Linked DNA regions of Homo sapiens: all the other regions are linked to region 1. The links are chromatin contacts, found by Hi-C or POLR2A ChIA-PET in ENCODE. All regions are on one chromosome and are shown on one strand. The core of a region is the stretch at or near the end of the contact, and the rest is flanking DNA. Distances in the headings are between cores, read along the strand shown. Region 1 overlaps SCARB2 (scavenger receptor class B member 2). Region 2 overlaps SHROOM3 (shroom family member 3). Region 3 has its middle 24 kb from the start of G3BP2.

Region 1 (4,474 bases), core at 976-3,475:
GAGACTGGGGAGTTACTTGTTACTCACCGTGGCAGTAGAGGCCTGATAAATACAGCGCCTGAGGTTAACAGAAACCTAACACCTGGTATTCCCAACAGTCCTCTATCTGTTAATGGAGAAAAGCCTTGTATTTTTACTGTAAAAACGGCTGAAATACAAAAATAATATAAAAGCACAGACTGCAAATAAACAAACCAAAATGTGAACTTTGAGTGTCGAGAATTTGTATCAGTTATAATTCAGGTCCGGATTAGGAGGAGTCTTCCACTCACTGTTGCTTTTGTTTGGATTTTTACACCAGAAATAAATTACTTCTGTAAGCAGAAAAAAAAATGTTCCCTTATCTTTTTTTTTAAGTGAAAATCTAAGAAACTCAGATTCTGTAGCATGTTATGGATAGACCCTAAGGCAAGGAGAAGGAATGGACACAAAGAGAACTCACTTCATCTTGGCTTTCCTCTGTTCTAGCAAAACAAAGGCGAGCCTGATGCTGCCTCAGCTGCGGTCTGCTCTGCTGCAAAGGCCCAGGAGCAGCCGCCCCCACTCTCGACTCCACCGCACTTCTCTTCCTATTACTGTCAGGACAGTTGAGTGAGCACTCTGTATTCCTGCCTAATTTTTCCTGACAAGCATCATAGTGTGTGAAGTTTCCAGTGAGAAAGGACTTGAGATCTCATTTATTTGTTCATGTGAAGAAAATCACCTCAGAATTAGGAACCCTGAAAGAATCAGCAAACATAAATGAACAGATGGCTAACCTCCCTGGTTTATCTTGCTGGGCTGGCATCCAGCTTTTAGGCAACCATAAATCCAAAGACAAGTGGAAGGGTTTCCAGAAAGAAGGGGTTACCAGAAAGAAGGGTAAACCTGGCTGTTCTGACATGCGTAAACAGTGTGACTTGAACTTGTTCCTCCAACTTTCAGGATAGAAATAAACATTTAGTACATTTGACTTCTTAATGAAACAAAGCAAATGAAAAACAAGAACAATAAAAACTGTCCTTGGCAGCATGCCAGAGTCATAACCAACCCAGACCATGTTACAGCTGGGGCTTCTCCTCTGTCTCCCTCCACCCCCACAGCCCTTCTCTGCCTGGCCACTTCTTAGTTGAGTCACCAGCACTCAGACAAATCCTCATAGCCCCTTTTACTCCCTTCAAATCTTGCCCTCAAGAGTGGTGGCTTTTCCTGCTGCTTTCATATGTCTCTTTTCCTCCACCTTACAAGTTGGATGTTTGTCAGGAAACCCTCTGTCAATCCCAGAGTAGATCACGTGCTGGAGAGTGAGTGAGTGTGTGTGTGTGTGTGTGTGTGTGTGTGTGTGCTCATGCGAATGCACTAAGTAGGAAGAGAGATGGGGAATGAGAGAACAGAGGGAAGTTGTAAATACAGCTGCTAACATTTCTAAAACAGTGTGTCTTTATTTTTATTTTCTCACTTTCAGCTCAGAGAATGGCAGTTACTATTCAGTTACCATTACTGCCACGCCAGCTGCAATCTACTGTGAGTCTGCTAAAGTCAGGTGCTATGCTAGGGGCTTTATAATGTACCTTATCTCTGAGTTTTACACTGACACTACAAAATAAAAATCCCCATTTTGCAGACAAAGAAATGGTGGCACTGGCTGTCCCAAGTCACAAAGCCAGTAAATGAAATCAAATCTGACCAAGTCCAGGAGTGCAGATTTACTCACCCATCCAGCAGCTGCCACCCCATGGCACCCTGAGGGTAGAGTTGCCAGATTTAGCAAATAAAACCTGGGATACCCAGTTAAATTTGTATTTCAGATAAACAACAAATAATTTTATAATATAATTATGTCCCAAATATTGCATGGGCTACATCAAAAATGTTTTTATTCATAGGAGATGCATGCTGAAGGATTTAGGAACAAAGTGTGTGATATCTACAACTTACTTCAAATAATTCAAGAAAAAGTGCATCAGAGAGATAAATATGGCAGGACATTAACAACTGATACATCGGACTGAACCGAAATATCACACGAGACAGACTCATACTAAAATGTTATTTGTTATCTGAAATTCAAATTTAACTGGTTGTCCTGTATTTTATTTTATTTGGCAACTCTAGCCCAGAGGGACAGTGAAACTATGGAGAAGCCATAAGTTGGACTCTGAACTCTCAGGGTTTCCTCGAGTGTTACCCGTGCCATCTGGAGGAAAGGAAACTAGGGCAGCTGCGTGAGGTCACTGTCAGCTCCTAGTAAGGAGCCCACAGGTGAGGAACCGAAAAAGGGAGAGTTCAACTCTAGAGTTTCCAGGCAGCCGCGCAGCCCCAGTATGCTAATGGGTCCAAAGAAAGCACCTCAACCTCCTGCCACAAGATGGCCCAGAGAGGGCTCTGTTTTGACTTAAACTTTTAATTTCTGCCCCTTCTATTTCTGATCCTCAGGGCATTCAAGTGTGCACTCCCAGGAGCTTGCTCGGCAAAGGAAGGCCTGAGAAACTAACAAATAATAACCTCAGCCTCAAGACCGCGGACTGTCTGGCACAGGAAGTTATTCATTCCGCCAGATACAACGAGCTAGTGTCCCCCTCAAAGGCGCCCTTTGCCAGTCTGAACAGAAAGCCATGGCTTGGGAACAACTGATCTTCCTCACCGAGGGTTCTGCTGTGGTGATGACAGCCACCAGACAAACCTTGTAATCAGCTGAGTCTTCTTAGTTACACTAAATGAAAAAGCAACATAAGGCCTTAAATCAGTTTTACAGTGTGACTCTGGATATTAAGAGTGGCACTGTGGAGTCACAATATAACTGTTGCTTATTAGTTTTAACCAAGACGAACATAATGAATTTTTCCACGCACAATACTGTGGCACTACCACTAAAACAAAATACTGGAAAATTATCAAGTTCTATGGTGAATTCACAGTGTCAACAGCTAAATTAATAATTGGACTAAAAAACATACTTTTCAGTTAATCACCCAATATGTACCTACTGAGAGCTTTCTATGTGCCCGGACTATGCCCTGCAAACAGGCATAGGCCCTGTCTGTAAGAAGAAATTTAGCTAAGGACACAAAACCAACATGCATGTAACAGGGAGTGAAAAATTATGTGCAAGACTCAGTAATTCAGCCTAACAAACAGCTTATGCCTGAAATTATTTAGATCCTTCCAGTAGCATGGATCTGTGATAAAATTCCCCCATCTAAACATCTCACAGGCTGCTCCAAGACAACATGACCAAAATGGACTCATGATTTTCTCCCCTAGTTGATCACTAAGTCCTGCTGATTTCACCTCCTCCTCTTCCCCATTTCTACCCCAAGGCACATTTCATCATTGGCTTGGACTGTGACAATACTGTATGTAGGCTCCTAACTGGTCTCCCTCTCTCCAGCCTTTTTCCTTTCAAATGCTTCATCCATCTCAGGCTTCAGAGAAGCCTGTCAAAAGTGCCTAAGGGAACAGATACTCCACCCCTGCTCAAAGGATAAAGTCCACAGTCCTTGACCTGTTGTGATCTGATGCAACTGCGTCACCTGTCGCTGTCTTTTCCTGGTAGGCACTTTATGCACCAGTAACACGCAACCATCTACTGTTACCTAGCACCCACCACACAAGTTCTCAGCCAGTGCCTTGGCCTGAGTCACTCACCGCCCTTCACCCAGAAGTCTCTGCAGGGCCCTTATCACCTGGTTCACTTCTACTTGGGCTTCAGGGCTCAATTCAGAAGTGCCATCTCTCAGAAGGCCCCTCTGAACTATGTGTTTTCTCTCTGCTTTCATGAAACTTCACAAGTTTTATAAGGAAAATGTGTTCATTAGTCTTTAGTGTCAGATTGGGTCTGATACTAAGAACTGTATCTTTTTCATGGATCCCCAGCACATAACATGGTTTCTGGCACAGAAGGGACACAATAAATAATTAATGAAGAAACAGATGATACCGCAGCGTAGAGCACAACGCTGTGCCAGGCATTCATCTTCTGCTGTTTACCCAGTTCTTCTTGGTAAAATCTTCAATGTGGCAAAATGCCGCATATTCTAAATAATATGTAAGAAAGGTGATCTGAATAAATAAAAAGTCTGAATTTCAGTACTGCAGAATCAAGAAGAGACAGTAACTTTCTTAGCTGCAAATATTATTTTTCAAGGAGACATTTTGGCCTCCTTTCATAAATGGTTAAGACTAGTTTGGAATTAGCAGGGTCTATTTTTATGCATAATTAATATGCCAAAGGCACACAAACATTAGTTCTAAGTCTGTTAGATCTGTCTTTAGCAATTTTGGTTTTAATGAATTTTTTATAACATCCTTTTTCATAGCAAGTATAGCATAGGATTTTCACAACCTTAAAACTGATGAAACTCTTTCATTCTTTCCACAAATATTAACTTAGCAATTCCTTTGTGCTAAGCCACTGTTCTAGGTATTGGAGATATAATGGTAGACAAGATCTCCTACCTTCTCATTTTATTGGTGAATTCTAAAAACTCCTTGA
Region 2 (4,478 bases), core at 1,595-4,094, 460 kb after region 1:
TCAGGATCACCTTCCTTCTCTCTGCTGGGGGAGTCAGTTCTGGACCTGGATGGAAAAGGATTCCCAGTACCCAGTTACATAGCTGCTTACATCTGTTATCTGTGCATGTGAGGTTTTATACTAGACCGGAAAATAGAGAGACAGTCACAGTTTTGTATTCATGAAATTAGAGACTCGTGGAGACCATTCTGCTGTGGCCTGTTCTTACCCTGCTGTATCAGAGATTCCTTGGTCTGGAGTCAGGGACTCAGGCATGGTGAGGGCGCCAGGAGAGCTGGCAGGGAGTTCCTCATTTCTTATTCCTGCTGCTCCTGCTTCATTTCCAACTATAAGGAAACTCATGGAAGTATTTTTAGTGTATTTGTGGTACCAGAGCCCCTCACCATTCCCAAGACAAGGCTTGACTTTCCATCCCATAGTATAAGCAGAGTCTTGTACTACGGTTCCTCTTAGGAATTACTGCTGGGCAGTAGGTTATTAATAGTAACAGTTCACACCCAGTCCAATTTAAAAGAAACAGATTGTTCCTTTAAAAAATCTTCTCTGAATTTAAATTACAGGTATTTATAATATTTCTCCACTTCTTACCTAGACACTGGATATTCCTCCAGGTTAAATGCCCTTGGACTATATTTTTCTTTGCCTGCTGGATTTTATTCACTCTTTATATCTCAGTGTCATAGGCCCTTTCTAACCCTCACTGAGTTGCATGGCACCTGGAAAAAGCCCTTCTTACTCGACTGTAATATAATTGTCCATGAAAGACCTCAACATTTCTTTGGGAGCAGAGATGGTTTGCATTTATTGTAGTATCTCCAATAAGGCACATGCAGTGGGATGTCAAAGAAGGCTTGAACTGAATAGGAGCACATCCTAACTTGCAGGCCAGTAGACGTGGATCTGTACCAATGTCTGTCTCTTACCAGCTGCATAATGGAAACATTACTTACTCTTGCTGAACCCACATGAAAAATGGAAATAATCATCTTACCTTCAAGAGTTGTGAAAAATCAAACAAGTTCCTGGCAGAAAGTAGGTGCTGAATAAATACACATATTCACCAGGCACAGTTGCTCATGCCTGTAATCCCAGCACTTTGGGAGGCTGAGGTGGGTGGATCACCTGAGGTCAGGAGTTCGAGACCAGCCTGGCCGACATAGTGAAACCACCATCTCTACTACTAAAAATACAAAAAATTAGATGGGCGTGGTGGCAGGTGCCTGTAATCCCAGCTACTCAGAGGGCTGAGGCAGGAGAATTGCTTGAACCCAAGAGATGAAGGTTGCAGTGAGCCGAGATCATGCCATTGAACTCCAGCCTGGGCAACAAGAGCGAAACTCTCTCTCTCTCTCTCTCTCGCTCTCTCTCTCTCTATATATATATATACACATATTCATTTGATCATTATACTAGGTTGAGGATTTAAGTTCTTTCCAAAACATTTATGTAAGGCCGTTGATAGATGGTGAGAAGTCTTAATCTAAGTATCAACGTATTTTCTAAAATAATTTTGAACATTGTGAGAGGCAGAGTGAAAGAAACACAGTATTTGAAGTCAAAAGACTTGGTTTGATTCATTTTGTGACTTTTCCTCCTGGTAAATGACATATACACTCATTTATAGCCATTCATGATGTTCAAAGCTATTTGCCTTAACTTGTCCCTGAATATGCCTGCTCATTACTAGCGCTAACATTTTTAAATGGAATATCTGTTACTCATTTATAATTGCTTTCTTTTGGTTCAAAGTGTGCTCTGCTCTCCTAATGTTCCCAAATAGTGAGGGTGCTGCTGTTTGGGGGTGGGGGGGTCCCCTTGGAGTTTAGATTCTGTTTCTGTGGTGCAACAGTGACATCCATTGACCTGTTATGCTAATTATAGAAGAAACCTGCTTCTCTGCTCTGTGACTGTTGGATTTTCTGATATAAAGATACAAAGAGAACAAACTGTCTCCGGGCCCAAGTAAGACAAGCTAGTGGTCAACACCTGGTCCCCTGCAGACTGGGCTGGTTTCAGGACCCTTCCCAAGGATACATATTCTAAGATCAGTGCCAGCTGGGTGTTCCCTTCTGGTCAAGTGGAGACAGTCCTAGAACTGGTCCTCTCCATGGAGTTCAGCACGTTCATTGGGCTGTTGGGAAACCATTGGTTTGGGCTCCAGCATAAGCCAGGGCAAATCACTTTGCCTCTGGACTTTTCCACATTGATAAAATGAAGTCGATAGCAATACCTGCTTTGTAGTTACCAAAGTGCTCTTCCATGCATTTTATAATAACTTCCCACAATCCCACAACAATTGTGAAAATTAGGAAAGCACAGATCAGATCTGCTTAGCATCCACCGACTGTGAGGATGTGAAGCTGAACACCAAATTACAGGGTTTCAAACCTCAAGCCTTGGTGACTTATGTTTGCTACCTTAGTTGGAATTAATGAAATCATTACAGAAATTCCTGCTTCATTTCTGGAAGAGCCCTCAGGGGAGGTTCTAAAAATGGAAAATCAAAGGAAAGGCTATGTGGCTGGATGTGAGAGATTGAGCAATGAGTCAGTATCTTTAAGTAGAAAAAGATTTACATTGCTGGTTTCCATCTCCATAAAGAACATAACAGGAAATAGCAAGACTAAAAATATTTATTTTTGCCTAGTATGTGTCAGATACTCTGTTAAGCATTAAGAATGGAGGATAAACTAGACAAACTGTTTCATACCATCCAGAACCTCACTGTCAAGTGAGCAATACAGAGCAGGAACAGTGAACTATATATAATAGTGTGGTAAATGTTACATCAAGCATTCCTGCAGGATGCTACCCTTCCAAACCCCCTCCCATGTGTGTATGTGTGTGTGTGTTTGTGTGTGTGTGCACATGCCCGCATGTGTGCTTGGTAGGATCCAACTAGTAACTAACATAGGTACCTTTGGATGGATAAACAGATGAATAGTGTCAATTCAACTGGAAGCCAAAACATCAAACATTTTTCAATATCAAAACCAAGCAGATTGCAAAACTGACACATCAGATACATACCACACACAAAAACAAAACCCAAGGATTCAATTGCACTTTGTGTCATTTCATAGTAAATCTTTTTTTGGAAACAATTAGGGAATGTGTAACTAATTTGTGGTGGACTTAGCGAAACCCACCACTGACTCACTGGTAAAGCCTTTTCAAAACACTGTTATGATTAAACAAACCAAAAAAAAAAAGGCTCATCTAAAAATGGACCTCATTCAGATCCCATTCTTCCTTCTCGGTTGGTCCTCTAGCATGAAAAGCTTGGTTCTGGTGTCCCCTCTGATTAAATTGTCTCATTGGAACCCTCATTGTGAATACTCAAGGCCCATCCTTCAGCCACCTCTCCTCTCCCTCAAAGCACTTCCCGATGTGAACTGACTCTTCCTCACTAGAGAGCCTCAAGTGGATGGATCACTCCCTACTTACAGGTGGAACTTTCTGAGGACAGAAGCCAACAGCAGACCCCAGGCACCTTGCCAAGAGGCCAGGCCCCATGACTGAGTTCTTTACTCCCCCACCATCTAGCCATCTGGGCTCCTTTGGAAAAAGTACAGCCCATAGTTTAAAACATTACTTTTCATATTGGTCATTTGGGTTTAGAGCCATATGTTAGACAAACTGAGATTTTAGCCTACAGTTGTTGGCTCTCTTTGCAATTCTTATGTATATGTAACAAGCACCAAAGTATATATCAGAAATCCAGTGAAGTTGCTGTGGGCTTTCAGAAGCATTTATTTATTTATTTATGAGCTAGAGTCTCACTCTGTTGCCCAGGCTGAAGTGCTGTGGCATGACCTTGGCTCACTGCAACCTCCGCCTCCCAGGTTCAAGCGATTCTCCTGCCTCAGTCTCCAAAGTAGCTGGGACTACAGGTGTGCGCCACCACACCCAGCTAATTTTTGTATTTTTAGTAGAGATGGGGTTTTGCCATGTTGGCCAAGCTGGTCTTGAACTCCTGACATCAGGTGATCCACCCTTCTTGGCCTCCCAAAGTGCTGGGATTACAGGCGTGAGCCACCGCACCCAGCCTGAGAAAACTTTTTTACAAAACAAGAAAAGATGGGTTCATTTTGACTGAAGCAACCCATCTAAAACATGCATATGCTGAATAAACCAAGAATGAAGCTGCGCAGGGGTATTCCCAGAGGCTGTGCTCAGATGCTGGGTATCACACGGAGGCCACCAGACTCGAGAGTGTGAAGCTCACTGCCCCTCCCCACCTCACACGCACCTCTCTCACCCACGTCAGGGCACTGCCACCCGCCTCTGTGCACCCCAGCCCCCTCCAGAGCTCTTCTTGCTTGGGAAGCTCCAGCACCATCAGCATCTTCACCATTCATCTTTTAGCAATTTGCACTTGGGCATAGAATAAACCCACAAGGAGCCCTTTGCAGGACTATCTGATTAAGTGCATAGAGTGATTTGAGGTCCTCTCTAGAGGTCTCACTGCCCAAAAA
Region 3 (4,297 bases), core at 1,724-4,223, 500 kb before region 1:
GGTGGCTCACGCCTGTAATCCCAGCATTTTGGGAGGCCGAGGCGGGTGAATCACATGAGGTCAGGAGTTCAAGACCAACCTGGCCAACATGGTAAAACCCGTCTCTACTAAAAATACAAAAGTTAGCCAGGCGTGGTGGTGGGCCCCTGTAATCCCAGCTATTCAGGAGGCTGAGGCAGGAGAATCGCTTGAACCTGGGAGGCAGAGGTTGCAGTGAGCCAAGACCACACCACTTCACTCCAGACTGGGCCACAAGAGTGAAACTCTGTCTCAAAAAAAAAAAAAAAAAAAAAAAAAAAGAGTTAACAGAAAAGCACCTGAGATGAACAGAATCCTACAGCTTCACAGAAGCGAAGAAAATAAATTTAAAGAAGGGGGTGGTTAACAGCCACTTACTGAAGAAAGGACACATAAGACAAAGACCAAAATAGACCAAAAGCAGGTAACCTTCAAAAGATTTTTCAGAGAAAGGGGTGGAAACCAGACTGCAAGGGGTTAAGAGAGTAGGTGTTGAGGAAGTTAGAGAGGAGCCAGACAAACCCTAGTATTTATGGTAGTGAGGTTTGAGCTGTGTTTGTTTGGGCTGTGCAGTTGCTAGGTTATGACAAGTGCACACTGAACTCCGGCTCTGCTGCCCGTTTTTATGTCTGGCATTCTCAGAAATCACCTGGATCACCTAGTCTTACCTAGTCCTAAGGAATAACTGAACTTGTTATATTTCTTCCTTTTCAAAGTGGAAGCCAGCGGCTCCCTAATGCACCCATGGTTGCCAACAGTCCTTCACCATGTGGAATGGGGTCAAAAAAGCATCATGGTGTCCATGGTTTTGAGAGTGTGGAAGGGTCACTGCGCATCAGGCTGCCTATGAAGAAAGGAGTTATGTTCTTCCCTTCTCTTTGTACATTTCTTTTTACTTCCCAGTGCCCAGTGGCCTTGGTAAAAAACATTAGATGTGTAAATGATGTGAGCATGGCAGACAACTGCCAGCTTTCTAGCAGTTGTTCCCAATCATCATTGTCGTCATGGAAAGAGGACTAAATCAGGAGTGTGGACACCAATGGGCAGCCTGCTAATTTTATAACTGTAATCCTTTTACATAACACAGGTCCATGTTCACATGCATGCAAGAGTAACATGAAGTTAAACTCAGCACTTTCCGCACAGTAGATGCCCTACAATACTCGAGTAAGTAGTTAAAGATGGTCATTCCTCATAAAGACAAGCTGAAGAAAATCTTCCCTTTTCTTCAACATATTCAGACTTTATTTTCATCCCCTTTAAAAAGACAAGTTGGACAGGCACTGTGGCTCATGCCTATAATCCCAGCACTTTGGGAGGCCAAGGCAGGCGGATCACAAGGTCAGGAGATGAGACCATCCTGGCCAACATGGTGAAACCCCAACTCTACTAAAAATACAAAAATTAGCTGGGCTGGGTAGCGCGTGCCTGTAGTCCCAGCTACTCAGGAGGCTGAGGCAGGAGAATGGCGTGAACCCAGGAGGCGGAGCTTGCAGTGAGCCGAGATCATGCCACTACACTCCAGCCTGGCTGACAGAGCGAGACTCTGTCTCAAAAAAAAAAAAAAAAAAAAAAAAAAAAGATCATGAAATTGAGGTGTTTTGTTGAAATACTTATGGATGATATGATGTCTGGGATTTATTTCAAAATAATAATATGGGGGAGTGATAAAAGTATAGATAAAATAAGATTAGCCTTGTGTCGATAATTATTTAAGTTTGGTGATGGGTATGTGGAGATTTAATACACTATTCGACTTTTTTCCATAATATAGATTTTAAAAATTAATGTATTTATGTAAATTAGATAGTATCTTGTAAACAAGTGAAAGGCAAGCAATAAACTGGGCAAAATATGCAATATGCGTATTTCAATATGCAGCTAACAGAAAAAAATGTCATAAGTGGGTAATTCATAAAAGAAGAAATACAGGCCAGGTGCAGTGTCTCACGCCTGTAATCCCAGCACTTTGGGAGGCTGAGGTGGGCTGATCACTTGAGGTCAGGAGTTTGAGACAAGCCTGGCCAACATGGCAAAACCCAATCTCTACTAAAAATAGAAAAATTAGCTAGGCGCGGTGGCACACACCTATGATCCCAGCTACTCAGGAGGCTGAGGCAGGAGAATCCCTTGAACCCGGGAGGCAGAGGCTTCAGTGAGCCAAGATCGTGCCACTGCACTCCAGCCTGGGCAACAGAGTGAAACTTCATCTCAAACAAACAAACAAAAAACACAAAAAAATATGAAATACAAACAACCACTTATACATTTTTATATATAAGTATAAATACACTCAACTTCACTAATTGTAGAAGACAGAATAATGGCCCTCCCAAAGGTGTCCATGTTCTAATCCACAGACCTGTGAATATATTTCCTTACAGAACAAAAAGGGACTTTGCAGCTATGATTAAATTAAGAATCTTCAGATGGGGAGTTTATCCTGAAATATCTAGGGGAGCCCACTGTAATACAGAGAGTCCTCATAACAAGGAGACAAGAGTGTTAATGTTAGAGAGAAGGCTATGTGAGGAAGGAAGCAGCCAGTGAAGGAGATATAATGACATCATGTTGGTGGCTCTGAAGACGAAGGAAGGAGCCATGAGCCAAGAAATGCAGGTGGCTTCTAGAATCTGGGAAGGGCAAGGAAACCAATTCTTTCCTAGAGCCTTCAGAAGGAAGCAGCCCTGCTGACACCTAGAGGTTAGCCCATTGACTATGCCCGGAAAACACTCAACATACCATCTGATCCCACTTTAAATTCTTGCCTACTGACTTCCAGTGGGCTGGAAGGGGTCCCTATCTCCGCCAACACTACAATAATGCAATATTTCCCACCAATTTACCCTCCTACTCTCCTAGACAGCTATTTTACAGCTTCTGAGCTTTCCTCAAATCTCCCAACTTCTCTTTTGGGTCATGCTGTTTGCTGGAGGGAGGGACTTCACCACATACTTACGAAGGGGTCATGAGCAACCAGAACTTCCTTTTTTGTTCATCTGATACAGGGTTTCACTTTGTCACCCAAGCTGGAGTGCAGTGACATGATCACGGCTCACTGAAGCCTCAAACTCAAGCAATTCTCCTACCTCAGCCACCCAAGGCGCTAGGACCACAGCTGCATGCCACCACACCTGGCTAATTTTTAAATTTTTATAGAGATGGGGGTCTCACTATGTTGCCCAGGTTGGTGTCAAACTCCTGGGCTCAAGACATCCTCCCAAAGTGCTGGGAATACAGGCTTGAGCCACCACATCCTGCAACTGGCCCAGAACGTTGAAACTCTCCTACCTCTACTTATGTATGCCAGCATCTGTACCCACCTACTCCTCTGTCCCACTTGTTACTTTCAATACACTGTGCTCCTGTCTAAAACCAATCCCTCCCCTCTCACCTCAAGAACATTGCTTCTGTAGTTCTCCATCATTGTGAAATTTTTCCTCTCCACTGGCTCATTTGTACCAGCATACAGACGTGATTTTAAAGCACCCAGTGTAAAAACAACAGAATTCCTCCTACAATATCCCTCTCTAGCAATCAGTCAGTTTCTCTGCTCCTTCTTAGAGCAAAGCTCCTAAAAAGAGATTTTTATACTTGCTGTCTCCAATTCCTCTTCTATCCTTTTTGAACCCACTTCAATGGGCTGTTAATCCATCCTCAGCACAGTTCTACCCAGTGGGAGTCATTATTTCCATTGTACAGAAGAAGAGCAGAGTTTCAGAGAGTTTGGGCAACTTATTCAAAATCACACTCAGCCTGACCCTAAAGCCTATGCCCTTTCTACTCACTGCTTCAGCCTGGCCCTCAAACTTTAGTTTCTTACTCACATGTAAACTGTACTGCCTAGCCAGACTCCTGTAACACTGGCCTTGTTACATGTCTTGTAAAGTGTTTATTAGATTTGATTCCAATTCATTTATGAACCATAACGTATTGATTTTGAAACTAATATATTTCAGATCTTATCTGGTTGTGTCATGGCTCACACTGACATAATATTTTCTCTTATAGTTGTTGTTTTTCAGAAGGATTTCATTAATATTTCTTTAGGCATGAGGCTATATTATTATAATCCATATTATACTATTTATTCATAAATTTATTATTTTCATTTTAACACATGCTCATAAAGAATGTAGGAAATGGGAAACAAAAAATATACTTACCATAATTACATCACCAAATACAAATACTGTTAGCACTTCTGTTTCCTTCTAGATTTTCATTTTTTTTAGTTCTAATCATCGCAAATGTAGAAAAGTAATCTTGCAATTATTGT

What was found. A loop is a pair of places that touch in the nucleus more often than their neighbours do. ChIA-PET counts read pairs that join two places held with the same protein, here RNA polymerase II (POLR2A). Pooled maps may share reads with other maps.
Region 2: a loop to region 1 is called in a map with no recorded cell type, with 12 times the contacts of the local background. The contact joins two enhancer-like sites. A Hi-C loop is called at or near these places in 5 of 37 single-sample maps with no recorded cell type and 3 of 50 pooled maps.
Region 3: a map with no recorded cell type shows a loop between it and region 1 (9-fold over the local background). The contact joins two enhancer-like sites. A Hi-C loop is called at or near these places in 1 of 37 single-sample maps with no recorded cell type and 2 of 50 pooled maps. POLR2A ChIA-PET finds 5 or more read pairs at or near these places in 1 of 52 experiments (naive thymus-derived CD4-positive, alpha-beta T cell).

Annotation. Positions count from the first base shown.
Region 1 is chr4:76,197,551-76,202,024 of GRCh38, forward strand. The region is part of intron 1 of SCARB2 (scavenger receptor class B member 2); the gene reads right to left. Among named protein-coding and RNA genes, the nearest start is that of SCARB2, 14 kb to the right of the region's middle. RefSeq lists enhancers at 2,291-2,480, 2,501-2,560. Within about 2 kb of position 2,226, at least 15 of the 41 ENCODE cell types and tissues checked have a DNase peak (open chromatin) inside an H3K27ac peak, as active enhancers do.
Region 2 is chr4:76,655,832-76,660,309 of GRCh38, forward strand. The region is part of intron 2 of SHROOM3 (shroom family member 3); the gene reads left to right. Among named protein-coding and RNA genes, the nearest start is that of MIR548AH, 83 kb to the left of the region's middle. Within about 2 kb of position 2,845, at least 4 of the 41 ENCODE cell types and tissues checked have a DNase peak (open chromatin) inside an H3K27ac peak, as active enhancers do.
Region 3 is chr4:75,695,703-75,699,999 of GRCh38, forward strand. It overlaps a transcript of G3BP2 not described here. Among named protein-coding and RNA genes, the nearest start is that of G3BP2, 24 kb to the left of the region's middle. RefSeq lists a silencer at 598-647 and an enhancer at 3,177-3,336. Within about 2 kb of position 2,974, at least 6 of the 41 ENCODE cell types and tissues checked have a DNase peak (open chromatin) inside an H3K27ac peak, as active enhancers do.